Regions from separate parts of the Homo sapiens genome. Here region 2 is linked to region 1. Evidence: read pairs that join two places in POLR2A ChIA-PET (ENCODE). Cell type or tissue: GM12878. All regions are shown on one strand. Each heading gives the region's core, and the rest is flanking DNA. Links, peaks and the distances in the headings are about the cores only.

What was found. ChIA-PET counts read pairs that join two places held together with the same protein. Peaks named below come from ENCODE experiments on the same cell type or tissue, not always from the same donor. Only the 100,000 strongest peaks of a DNase experiment are listed, where the experiment ranks them.
Region 2: POLR2A ChIA-PET joins it to region 1 with 5 read pairs; 2 of 35 experiments call an interaction of 5 or more read pairs at or near these places.

Annotation. Positions count from the first base shown.
Region 1 is chr21:29,000,099-29,005,849 of GRCh38, forward strand. It overlaps RWDD2B (RWD domain containing 2B), which reads right to left. Exons shown (of 5, transcript NM_016940.3): 5 at 4,286-5,751. Among named protein-coding and RNA genes, the nearest start is that of LTN1, 10 kb to the left of the region's middle. RefSeq lists an enhancer at 2,835-2,944. In GM12878, for the core only: no CTCF peak of the experiment used is centred there; a DNase peak (open chromatin) is centred at 2,713; H3K4me3 peaks cover 1,195 bases; H3K27ac peaks cover 1,528 bases.
Region 2 is chr21:29,159,384-29,165,134 of GRCh38, forward strand. It overlaps MAP3K7CL (MAP3K7 C-terminal like), which reads left to right. Exons shown (of 5, transcript NM_001286620.2): 4 at 558-673. Among named protein-coding and RNA genes, the nearest start is that of LINC00189, 31 kb to the right of the region's middle. RefSeq lists a silencer at 4,985-5,279. In GM12878, for the core only: no CTCF peak of the experiment used is centred there; no DNase peak of the experiment used is centred there.

The DNA.
Region 1 (5,751 bases), core at 719-4,718:
CCGCTGCACTGTGGGAGCCCCTTTCTGGGCTGGCCAAGGCCGGAGCCCGCTCCCTCAGCTTGCGGGGAGGTGTGGAGGGAGAGGCGCAGGCGGGAACCCGGGCTGCGCGCGGTGCTTGCGGACCAGCGTGAGTTCCGGGTGGGCGTGGGCTCGGCGGACCCTGCGCTCTGAGCGGCCTGCCTGCCCGCCCCGCCGGCCCGGGGCAGTGAGGGGCTTAGCACCTGGGCCAGCAGCTGCTGTGCTCAATTTCTCGCCGGGCCTTAGCTGCCTTCCCGCGGGGCAAGGCGCGGGACCTGCAGCCCGCCATGCCTGAGCCTCCCCTCCCCGCTTCCGTGGCTCCTGTGCAGCCTGAGCCTCCCCGACAAGCGCCACCCCCTACTCCACGGCTCCCAGTCCCATCGACCACCCAAGGGCTGAGGAGTGCGGGCACACGGCGGGGGACTGGCAAGCAGCTCCACCTGCAACCCGGGTACGGGATCCACTGGATGAAGCCCGCTGGGCTCCTGAGTCTGGTGGGGACGCGGAGAACCTTTATGTCTAGCTCAGGGATTGTAAATACACCAATCGGCACTCTGTATCTAGCTCAAGGTTTGTAAACACACCAATCAGCACCCTGTGTCTAGCTCAGGGTTTGCGAATGCACCAATCGACACTCTGTATCTAGCTACTCTGGTGGGGACTTGGAGAACCTTTGTGTGGATGTACCTAGCTAATCTAGTGGGGAGGTGGAGAAACTTTGTGTCTAGCTCAGGGATTGTAAATGCACCAATCAGCACCCTGTCAAAACAGACCACTCAGCTCTCTGTAAAATGGACCAATCAGCAGGATGTGGGTGGGGCCAGATAAGAGAATAAAAGCAGGCTGCCCGAGCAAGCAGTGACAACCTGCTCTGGTTCCTTTACATACTGTAGAAGCTTTGTTTTTTTTTCTGTTTGCAATAAATCTTGCTACTGCTCACTCTTTGGGTCCACACTGCTTTTATGAGCTGTAACACTCACCACGAAAGTCTGCAGCTTCACTCCTGAAGCCAGCAAGACCAGGAGCCCACCAGGAGGAACGAACAACTCCAGACACACTGCCTTAAGAGCTGTAACACTCACTGCGAAGGTCTGCAGCTTCACTCTTGAGCCAGCGAGACCACGAGCCCACCAGGAGGAAGAAACTCTCAACACATCCAAACATCAGAAGGAACAAACTCCAGACGTGCCATCTTAAGAGCTGTAACACTCACCATGAGGGTCCGAGGCTTCATTCTTGAAGTCAGTGAGACCAAGAACCCACCAATTCTGGACACAAGAGGACAAGATAATCAGATTATAATCCTTATCTTTTCAATAGCAAACATACAAATTGGGCTGATGATTATTATACACGTTTAACTAAATGGGTGTTAGAATAGTAAAATTCTCTGATACCCTCTGAAATGTTCTTTCATTGCCCTTCCCATTTCCCTAGGATGTTTCTGACCTCCCCCTGATTCCTGGCTAAAGTGTGAATTGCTGATTTATCAGGCTTCTAAAACCCCATTCCAGCCCTAGACATATGGCTATTCCAATGGATGGTGATCAGGTCATATTGGTTGTTAACTATGTTGAATATCCCTTCCCACGAAACTTCCATCTTCAATTATAGTCGCTCCATAATTCTGTTAAAGAAATAAGTGTTAAAGATGGGGGGGAGAAAAATGAATGCACAAGGCTAGTCATTGCTGCACCTTTTCTTTTTTTAGAAGGAGTCTCGCTGTGTCACCCAGGTTAGAGTGCAGTGGCGTGATCTTGGCTCACTGCAACCTCTGCCTTCCGGGTTCAAGCGATTCTCCTGCCTCAGCCTCCCGAGGAGCTGGGATTACAGGCGCCTGCCACCACACCTGGCTAATTTTTTGTATTTTTGGTACAGACAGGGTTTCACCATGTTGGCCAGGCTGGTCTCGAACTCCTGACCTCAGGTGATCCACCCACCTTGGCCTCCCAAAGTGGTGAGATTACAGGCGTGAGCCGCCGCACCCGGCCTAATTTGTTTTTTTTTTTTTTAAAGAAAACCCCGCATATACACACATGCAAAAATAAGATACTAGAAAATAAAATGTAAAACCAAAATTTAATATTGTCTTTTTGGACACAGGATTGTGGGTGACTTTAAAATCCAGTTATTTCTACTCTTCCTATAATGATACATATTATGTGTAATCATATATATAATACATATATGTAATACGTTATATATAACATATAAATAATATATATAATTTGTTGGTGGGAGGAACAAGGGAAAGCAGGTTTACAAAATCTGAAAAGCCAAATGCCCCAGTGGGGAAAAAACCCTCCATTTCGGTAATTCCCTGGTTAAAATCGAGGAACACCCTGGACTTCGAAGGCACCACCTGGGTCCCAGGGTGCACCATTCCTCTAATCCCCCAGTTGCAGCAACATCTGGGAAGTCCCGAGAATGGGGATCTATGCCTGTTTTTCCAAAAGATAATAAGCGTCAACAACAACAAAAAAATAAAAAGTCCAACTCCGCCCCAAAGCAGCATCTGGCTGGCCTGCGAGATGCCCACTGGGGAGGCGAGTCCGCAGCTTAGGACTCAAGCCCGGGGTCGGAAGCTATTGCCGAAATCCGAAACGCAGCGCTCGCAGCTGCAGTGACGCGACCTGCTCATAAGTCCCCGTGCTCACAGCATCCCGGCAACTTACGAGCTAGTGCTTCCGGGTCACCCCGGCCCAGGAAGGCGCACGCGCGAAGCATAGCGAGCTTCACTCCGCACTCTTAGGCTGCGTGTGAGGCCTGCGAGTGCTCGGGAGCTGCCGCGGTCACAAGAGAAAGCCTAGCTGTCAATGACAGCCCCAGAGCATCTGGGCGCCTTGCGATACCCGGGTGTCTGTAGGCAGCCAGGAGACACTTCCAAGCTGATCTGGAATCTTTCCTCGCCCAGCTCTGTCCCTCGCAGGGATGGCAAAGGACATTACGACCTACATCCCTTCCCGGATCTGATGGCTTCAGATTGGCAGATTGTGTTAAAGTGGAAGGCTCGTGGTGCCCCTTTGCTGAGTTTTTATGGACTTAGTTTTCCCAAGTAGTTCTAATTATCGCTGGGGGGGTGGGGTGGGGCGGGAACGTAATTTCTGCGTCTGCCCTTAAATACCTTTAAACCTTGGCTGCATTGCCGCTTTTATGGAATTTCACCCATAGTCTGTCTTTTTTAGTTTCCCTGATACGCATCTTTCTTAATAATAATAATAATAAATAAATAAATAGCACTTTGGGAGGCCGAGGCGGGCGGATTACCTGAGGTCGGGAGTTCAAGAGCAGCCAGGCTAACATGGTGAAACCTACCTCTCTACTAAAAATACAAAAATTAGCGGGGTGCAGTGGCGCGCGCCTGCAATCCCAGCTACTCCGGAGGCTGAGGAAGAATTGCTTGAACCTGGGAGGCAGAGGTTGTGGTGAGCCTAGATCACGCCACCGCACTCGCACTCCAGCCTGGGCTACAGAGCGAGACTTCGTCTTAAAAAAAAAAAAAAAAAAAAAAAAAAAAAAAAAAAACAAGGCATGTGGCCAGTATTCCCTGCCTATACTTGTTTTCTTTAGAAAAATGTAACTTTTAAACATAATTTGACTTGAAACGGTTTCTTTCCAGGATTTATCATTTTTTATAGGTGATTCCAGTTCAAACTATTTATTACATTAATATGTTGACAAATTGTCGTTGCTGAACAAATTTTTTATGTGCAATCATACGGAACATTTTATATTTAAGGATGTTTATATATCAAGTATATAATCATTGGCAGAAACTGGGCAGGGCGCGGTGGCTCACGCCTGTAATTCCAGCACTTTGAGAGGCTGAGGCAGGTGGATCATCTGAGGTCAAGACTTCAAGACCAGCCTGGCCAACATAGTGAATCCCTGTCTCTACTAAAAATACAAAAAATAGCGAGCGTGGTAGCACGCACCTGTAATCTCAGCTACTCGGGAGAATGAGGTGGGAGAATCGCTTGAACCCCAGGCGGCGGAGGTTGCAGTAAGCCAAGATTGCGCCACTGCACTCCAGCCTGGGTGACAGATCCAGATTCTGTCTCCAGAAAAAAAAAAAGAGAAAGAAACCTAAGAAAGCTATATTGTTTATACTCTAACATTTCTAACATTTAACTACATTTATCCATTCTCAAAGGAAGTTGGTCATCACAAGATTGGAAAATCTGTACTTCCCTGGCTTATATGACTTAATCATAAATGTCTAAATTTGACAGATGTCCCAGGAAAGAAAACTTATAAAACTACTCTGTTGCATTCTATGTGTTTATGTGACATTTGAGATCTGCATATTATACATAGCAATCTGGTTTTTAATATAATGTAGAGAGACTGAAAAAGTTTTAGCAGTTTAGCTGCCACTTTAGCTGCTTAAAGTAATATATGCATCATCTGCCCCCTTTGGTGGTAGGGATGTCAGATTCCATTCTCTGTAGGGTATTTCATACAAATCTGTTAGTCGCTGGAGGAATCAGAAACTAGACACACAACTGGTCCACCTGGCTGTCTGGTGGCAGCAGAGGAACTGGGATTTCCAGGGCAACTGACGGGGCGATAGGACAGGGCAGCAGGGAGGAAATCTGGGGACGTACATAAGATTTAGGTCCAATACAAGCACTGTGCTTTAAATACCATTCTGATTCTCATTTATGTTTAACCACCTTTATATTTAAGATCTATCCACATTGCCTTCTTCCATTTTATTCCTTCAGATTTCTACATTGTATTACATAATATATGCTGTCTTTTACTAACTGATTCATTTTGTGATAAGCATAGTTTGCCTACAACCTTTTACTAACTTAATGCATTGTCTCTCACCCCAACTCCATTCCTTAACCAAGTCTGACTGGTCAAGAAATATCCAACACCTGGTATCAACCTGCATCAACCTGCATGCTAGCAAATTAGCAAATAATAAATGCTTTTGGAACTAACTGGTTTATGGAGGTCCTCAAAAACTGGGTGGTGTGTTTATTTAATGCTAGGTCAATTTGGCAAAAATAAATGTACAGAAAGCCATTTCCAGAACAAAAAATGTCAGAATACAATTTGCCAAACAAATTTTCTAAATTACTAATTTGATGAATTGTTGAGGCTTGTTAAAAAAGTTTAAGCCCTACTAATGCCTCAGCCTTGTCTGAGGCAAGCCCAGGAGCAGGGGCAGAGCGTGAGTATACAAAAAGTGGGGAACTGCAAACTCCACTTCAGAAAAACTTCACCTATTTGTGTATCAAAAGGCTGGGGTAAATGCAAAACTAAAGCTCTGAAAAACTCTATTTGACAAACTAGCTTTCAACTGCTAGTAAAAAGCCTAGATATTGGCCAGGCACGGTGGCTTATGCCTGTAATCCAAGCACATTGGGAAGCCGAGGTGGGAGGATCACCTGAGGTCAGGAGTTCAAGACCAGCCTGGCCAAAATGGTGACACCCTGTCTCTACTAAAAAACACAAAAATTAGCCAGGCATGGTGGCGGGCGCCTGTAATCTCAGCTACTTGGGAGGCTGAGGCAGGAGAATCGCTTGAACTTGGGAGGCGGAGGTTGCAGTGAGCGGAGGTTGCACCATTGCACTCTAGCCCGGGCGACAGAGCAAGACTCCGTCTATTTAAAAAAAAAGCCTAGAAATTAAACAAAACTGGTTTTATTTCATAAGATGTTTAGAGACAGGCAATGGCTGGTGTTGGGTCAGCAGCTCAACAATGTGGCAACTGGCATC
Region 2 (5,751 bases), core at 1,158-5,157, 160 kb after region 1:
GATCCGGCCTTTCTTACAGGTTGCTTAATCCTTGCAAGCATTATTTCTGGCTCAGCATCTTTCTTTAGCCCAAATGCATTTCTCAGAAGAGAGCTTTTCTTCTCTACTCTGCAAGATGAGATTATACCTCCTGGCTACAGAAACAGAAAGCAAGGGATAATTGAAACAGACAACTGAACTATTTCCCCACCACTGCTCTTCTCTAAAGCAAAGTCTAAGATTTCCGGGGAGTACGGTAGAATCCTTTGGAGACTTATTTTTACTCCATCACAAGGCAGGTAACTGACATGTAATGGATTTCAGGGCTCTGGCTCAGGCCTGAGATGCCCATGAATGACACTGGGAGATGAATGTGGAGACTATCTGTCCACCTCTCTATTTTCAGTCAAATAGAATCAGCTGAACTCTGTTGAATGTTGACTGACAATGCTGTTCTCACGTTAAAAAAAAAAAAGAAGAAGAAAAAACCTTCGTTTAAAGAACATCAGCGAGCAAAATGGTTGGTAATTTATCCTGATGCAAAGAAATGGACTAATTTCTTCTTGTTGTTTGTGAAGCCCCTGCCGCCTTGTCATGACTCCGAGGAATCCATGGAGGTGTTCAAACAGCACTGCCAAATAGCAGAAGAATACCATGAGGTCAAAAAGGAAATCACCCTGCTTGAGCAAAGGAAGTAAGTACCTACCCCCCTCACTCTACATCTGAGCACTGCCTACTGGGCAAGGACCAGGGGCAATGGGCAGGGGACAGGCTGAGTGTGAGGATGACAGGGAGGCAAGGGGGTTACAGCAATGATTCAAGTGGTGCTATTGGAGATTAAGTGCTTTATGGAGTAGCAAAAGGAATACCAGGAATGCTTCCTACTCAAAACTTAATTTTTTAAATAAGACATTTTAGTTCATGAAATTAAAAATGCCAAAATACCACCCAAAACCACACTATGTTTTCCGTAAATGTGCCCAGAGGCTGCAGAGCACTGTGGCTTGGTGTGAATTTTAATTTCTGCTTAAATGATGGCATTCCCACATCACGTGAAGAAGCCACTGGGATAGCTCTTCAAAATAATGTAAACGTTTTAGTTGACTGACTACATTTTATAGTAGGGTAAGTTTTTATCTTGATAGCTTTTATTACTATTACAGTTCTGCTATAGGGAATTATACAGTTCTATTAATTAAAGCATTCTGATTTTACTCACTCATAACTTTTTGTTTCTGGATCCTTCTTTTTAATTGCACTTGATTCCGCCAGTGCCTACCCCAGTGAATCCCATTCTTTTATACTTGCAAAGCTTCAGAGTAGACACCTTTCCTTCACAGTACTAGCTGGTTGGGATTTCCCATTTATTAACGAGATATCTTGATTACTAGGATCTTTTGATTAGATCTCCTTTTGATTACATCTCCTACTAGGTGGTAAGTGCCATAAAAGCACTGATAGTCAGGTGTTGTCACCATCAGATTCCTGGAGCCTGGTATGATATGTGGCACCTAGAGGCTGAGTAAATTATTGTTGATGTGTGAAACAGAACACAAACATATTGTGATTCTTTATTTCTTATATATCACGTGTCACCCTAATAAAAGGAAGGGGAGAAGAAATAAACATGCTACCATGCTCAGCTAATTAAAAAATATTTTGTGGGGGCCGGGCGCAGTGGCCCACGCCTATAATCCCAGCACTTTAGGAGGCCGAGGCTGGTAGATCACCTGAGGTCAGGATTTGAGAACAGCCTGGCCAACATGGTGAAACCCTGTCTCTACTAAAAATACAAAAATTAGCCGGGTGTGGTGGCGGGCACCTGTAATCCCAGCTACTCGGGAGGCTGAGGCAGGAGAATCGCTTGAACCTGGGAGGCAGAGGTTGCAGTGAGCTGAGATCACGTGCCACTATACTTCAGCCTGGGCAACAGAGTGAGACTCTATCTCAAAAAAAACAATTTTTTTTTTACAGATGGGATCTTGTTATCTTGCCCAGGCTTGTCTCAAACTTCTGACCTCAAGCAATCCTCCAACCTTGGCCTCCCAAAGTGCTGGTATTACAGAGTCAATATCAGCAATAAAGGGCTGCTAAGATGAATTGTTAAATTAGGAAATATGATTATATCTTATATTTATAAATACATGAGGTTGGTTTTCCAAGGGTTATTAATGATTATTATTTTCATTAATATAGATATGAAATTTCATAAAGGAATTAAAGATTATTAATAATGTGACCAGTATTGAAGTCAAAGGAAGATTTATATAATCAATAGCCTGTGAATAAATGTATCTTCTGGTGTGTGTATGTGAAGTGTGGTGGTATAATAAAAATACACACACACACAAAATTTAATTTTTACAAAAAGCGAATGAAATATATTTTGTGTTGAGAAGTTTGTGAAATCCTTACAATTTTTTTGAGACTCCCAGAATGGTGGTCGGACAGTATAGCATGATGGTGGACAGTATGGGTTTTGGGGCCAGACTTCTGCAAAACCTCAGTTAGTACCTTACAAACCCTTCCTTCCTTGCTTGGTTTGCCATGCTTCAAACATAAAATTGTATCTAGACTTTTGGCTACAGGGGATTAAAAGATGTTTATTAGGAGGTCACAAATACAAATTTTCTCTTCCATGTCTGACTATTTTCTTTTTGTTCTAAGAGTTTTGATAAAGTTGCTTGGAATACTCAGATTGCATGATTACACACAGTTGGAGTCCTACAAAAAATTTCATGAAGGAATTGAGGATTATTAATCATGTGATCCATATTGAAGTCAAAGAAGATCTATATGACGAATAGCCTGTAAATGTATCTTCTGGTGTGTGTGTGTGAAGTGTGGTGGTATGATAGAAAAATCCTCAGTAATTATGTCTCTATTTATAAACTCTTCAGACTGAAGGTACTGGAGGACTTTGTTATTTAAATTAAATTTATGTGTAGCTTTTTTTTTTTTGGAAATGCAATACTCATCCCCTAAATTACATGTTCTGTAAGTTTTTTTTATGTTGCATTAAAAAAAATATGGTAGGGGCCAGACGCAGTGTCTCACACCTGTAATTTCAGCACTTTGGGAGGCCGAGGCAGGCAGATCACCTGAGGTCAGGAGTTCGAGACCAGCCTGGCCAACATGGCAAAACCCTGTCTCTACTAAAAAATACAAAAATTAGCCTGGTGTAGTGGTGGGCGCATGTAATCCCAGCTACTCGGGAGGCTGAGGCAGGAGAATCGCTTGAACCCAGGAGGTGAAGGTTACAGGGAGCTGAGATCGTGCCATTGCACTCCAGCCTGGGCAACAAGAGCAAAACTCTGTCTCAAAAAAAAAAAAAAAATGATATGGTAGGATAATGACATGAGAGTGACTCCTATCTAATGTTTGAAACATATCCTTACTGTTTACATTGAAAGCAATGATAACTCTGGGTACCACTACAACAATATTAAAATGAAAAAAGGGGCCAGGCGCAGAGGCTCACACCTGTAATCCCAGCACTTTGGGAGGAAAGGCAGGCGGATCACCTGAGGTCAGGAGTTTGAGACTAGCCTGGCCAACATGGCAAAGCCCTGTCTCTACTAAAAATACAAAAAAATTAGTCGGGTGTGGTAGATAGCACGTGCCTGTAATCGCAGCTACTCAAGAGGCTGAGTCATGAGAATTGCTTGAACCCAGTAGGCGGAGGTTGCAGTGAGCCAAGATCACGCCACTGCATTCCAGCCTGGGTGACGGAGTGAGACTGTCTCAAAAAAATAAAAATAAAAAATAAAAAAAGGAAAAGTCAACTTCTAGAAGTAACATGGCTAGCAGGCTAGTGGAGGTATTTTATACAACCTTCCAGACCACATACAAGTGGGCCGGACCCCCTCCTTAATTACTTATATGCCTGTGTGTGTTTCTGCAGAACTCATCTTGTTTCCTTCCCCAAAGTACTTGAAGTGTCTCCCTAAATAATTGGCTAGATGTAGGGCCAAGGCCAAATTCTTTCATTATATATATATTTTCTTTTTCGTAAAGTCTCAAGTTCCTTTTTCTTCATTCTCACTTCTACCATTTGGGCTTGGGACTTATTACTTGAGATCTTGGTTGATGCAATATTGTAACTAGTTTCCCTGCCTAGGGTTTCTTGTTGCTAGAAAATGACAGCCAGTTCTTGGCATAGATTTCAAGACCTCCCTGGGGATGCCTTGGAACCTCTGTAGAACTTCCAATCTCATCCCTCAACTTCAGCTACATTGGCCTCCTCACTTCTCCCGGGGCAGGAGGTGGGTCCTCCAGTCACTGAGCCCCTGTTCACACCAAGCTCTTGGCCTAACAGGCCCCTTTCTTCCTTTTTTTTTTTTTTTTTTTTGAGACAAAGTCTTGCCCTGTCACCCAGGCTGGAGTGCAGTGATGCAATCATAGCTCACTGCAGCCTCAACCCCCTGAGCTCAAGCAACTCTCCCACCTCAGCCTCTTGAATAGCTGGGACGACAGGTGCATGCCAGCATGCCCAGTTAATTAAAAAAATTTTTTTAAAGAGATGGCATCTTGCTATGTTGCCCAGGCTGGTCTCAAACTCCTGACCTACAGCAATCCTTCCACGTCAGCCGCCCAAAGTGCTGGTATTACAGAGTCAATATCAGCAATAAAGGACTGCTAGGAGGAAAATTGCTCGAACTCGGGAGGTGGAGGTTGCAGTGAGCCTAGATCACACCATTGCACTCCAGCCCGGGTGACAGTGCGAGACTCCATTTAAAAAAAAAAAACAAACTGCTAGGATACATTGTTAAATTGGGAAATATGGTAATATCTTATATTTATAAATACATGAGCTTGGTTTTCCAAGGATTGTTAATGATCGTTATTTTCATTAAGACTTTACTGAAGTGGAAATTCATTTTGCAACATGTCTTTTCCCAAACAGTCTTTATTTTCAAGCAAGATATATTGGGCCAAGTGAATTTGACCCAAGTAGTTAGCTCTCCATTTTTTGATGATTCTGTTGAGAATTTCTTTCTCATTATTTCATAAAGTGTAGCTGATTATGTTGCCTCTAGCTTGGCTGGCGTAAGCTAGATGCAAAGAGAGACGCTAACTAAGGTATTTTAAAAGACAGTTTTTCTTTATTGGAGTCGTTCAGACACTGCTTAAGGTTTGAACTCCAAACTGAACTTCTCTCTCATCTCCAGAGGAGGTCTCCCTGGATCAAGTTTGGGAGAATTTGTCTTAAGAGGCGTGATGAGAAGAGTTGCTGAAACTGTTATTTTAAATCATATCTGTTGGATGGAGAAAGAGAGTCAAACATTTTCTAGGATTATAAACTCAGCATTGGCTGAATCCAATTTAAAGAATCGCTTCTGGCTTATGACCAATGATGTACGAGAGGTTTGTTATATTTTTACTGATTTTTTTTTTCTTCTCCGTGTGAAAAAGGTGGGAAGGACTTTCTTGAAAGCTTTGAAAAATTACCAAGAATTCTGATATCTTTAAAGAACTCCTGCTATCATTTTTATCTAATTCTTTCTAGGCCTTTTGCATGTGAATAGACATTTTAATATAATTGCATATACAGTAACGTGGAATGTATAACATGATTTTTTCCGTAAATATTATAAGCATTTTTCTACAACATACCTAGCTTTTTGTGTATGTAATATGAAAGTCATTGAAATGAGATATAGACATTTTATGGCTTTTGAAATCTATCACCAAATTTAGAAAAAATAAAATAAAAAAATGAAATCTATTACCAAATTGTTTGACAGAAATTTTTAAAAGTATATTATTAAG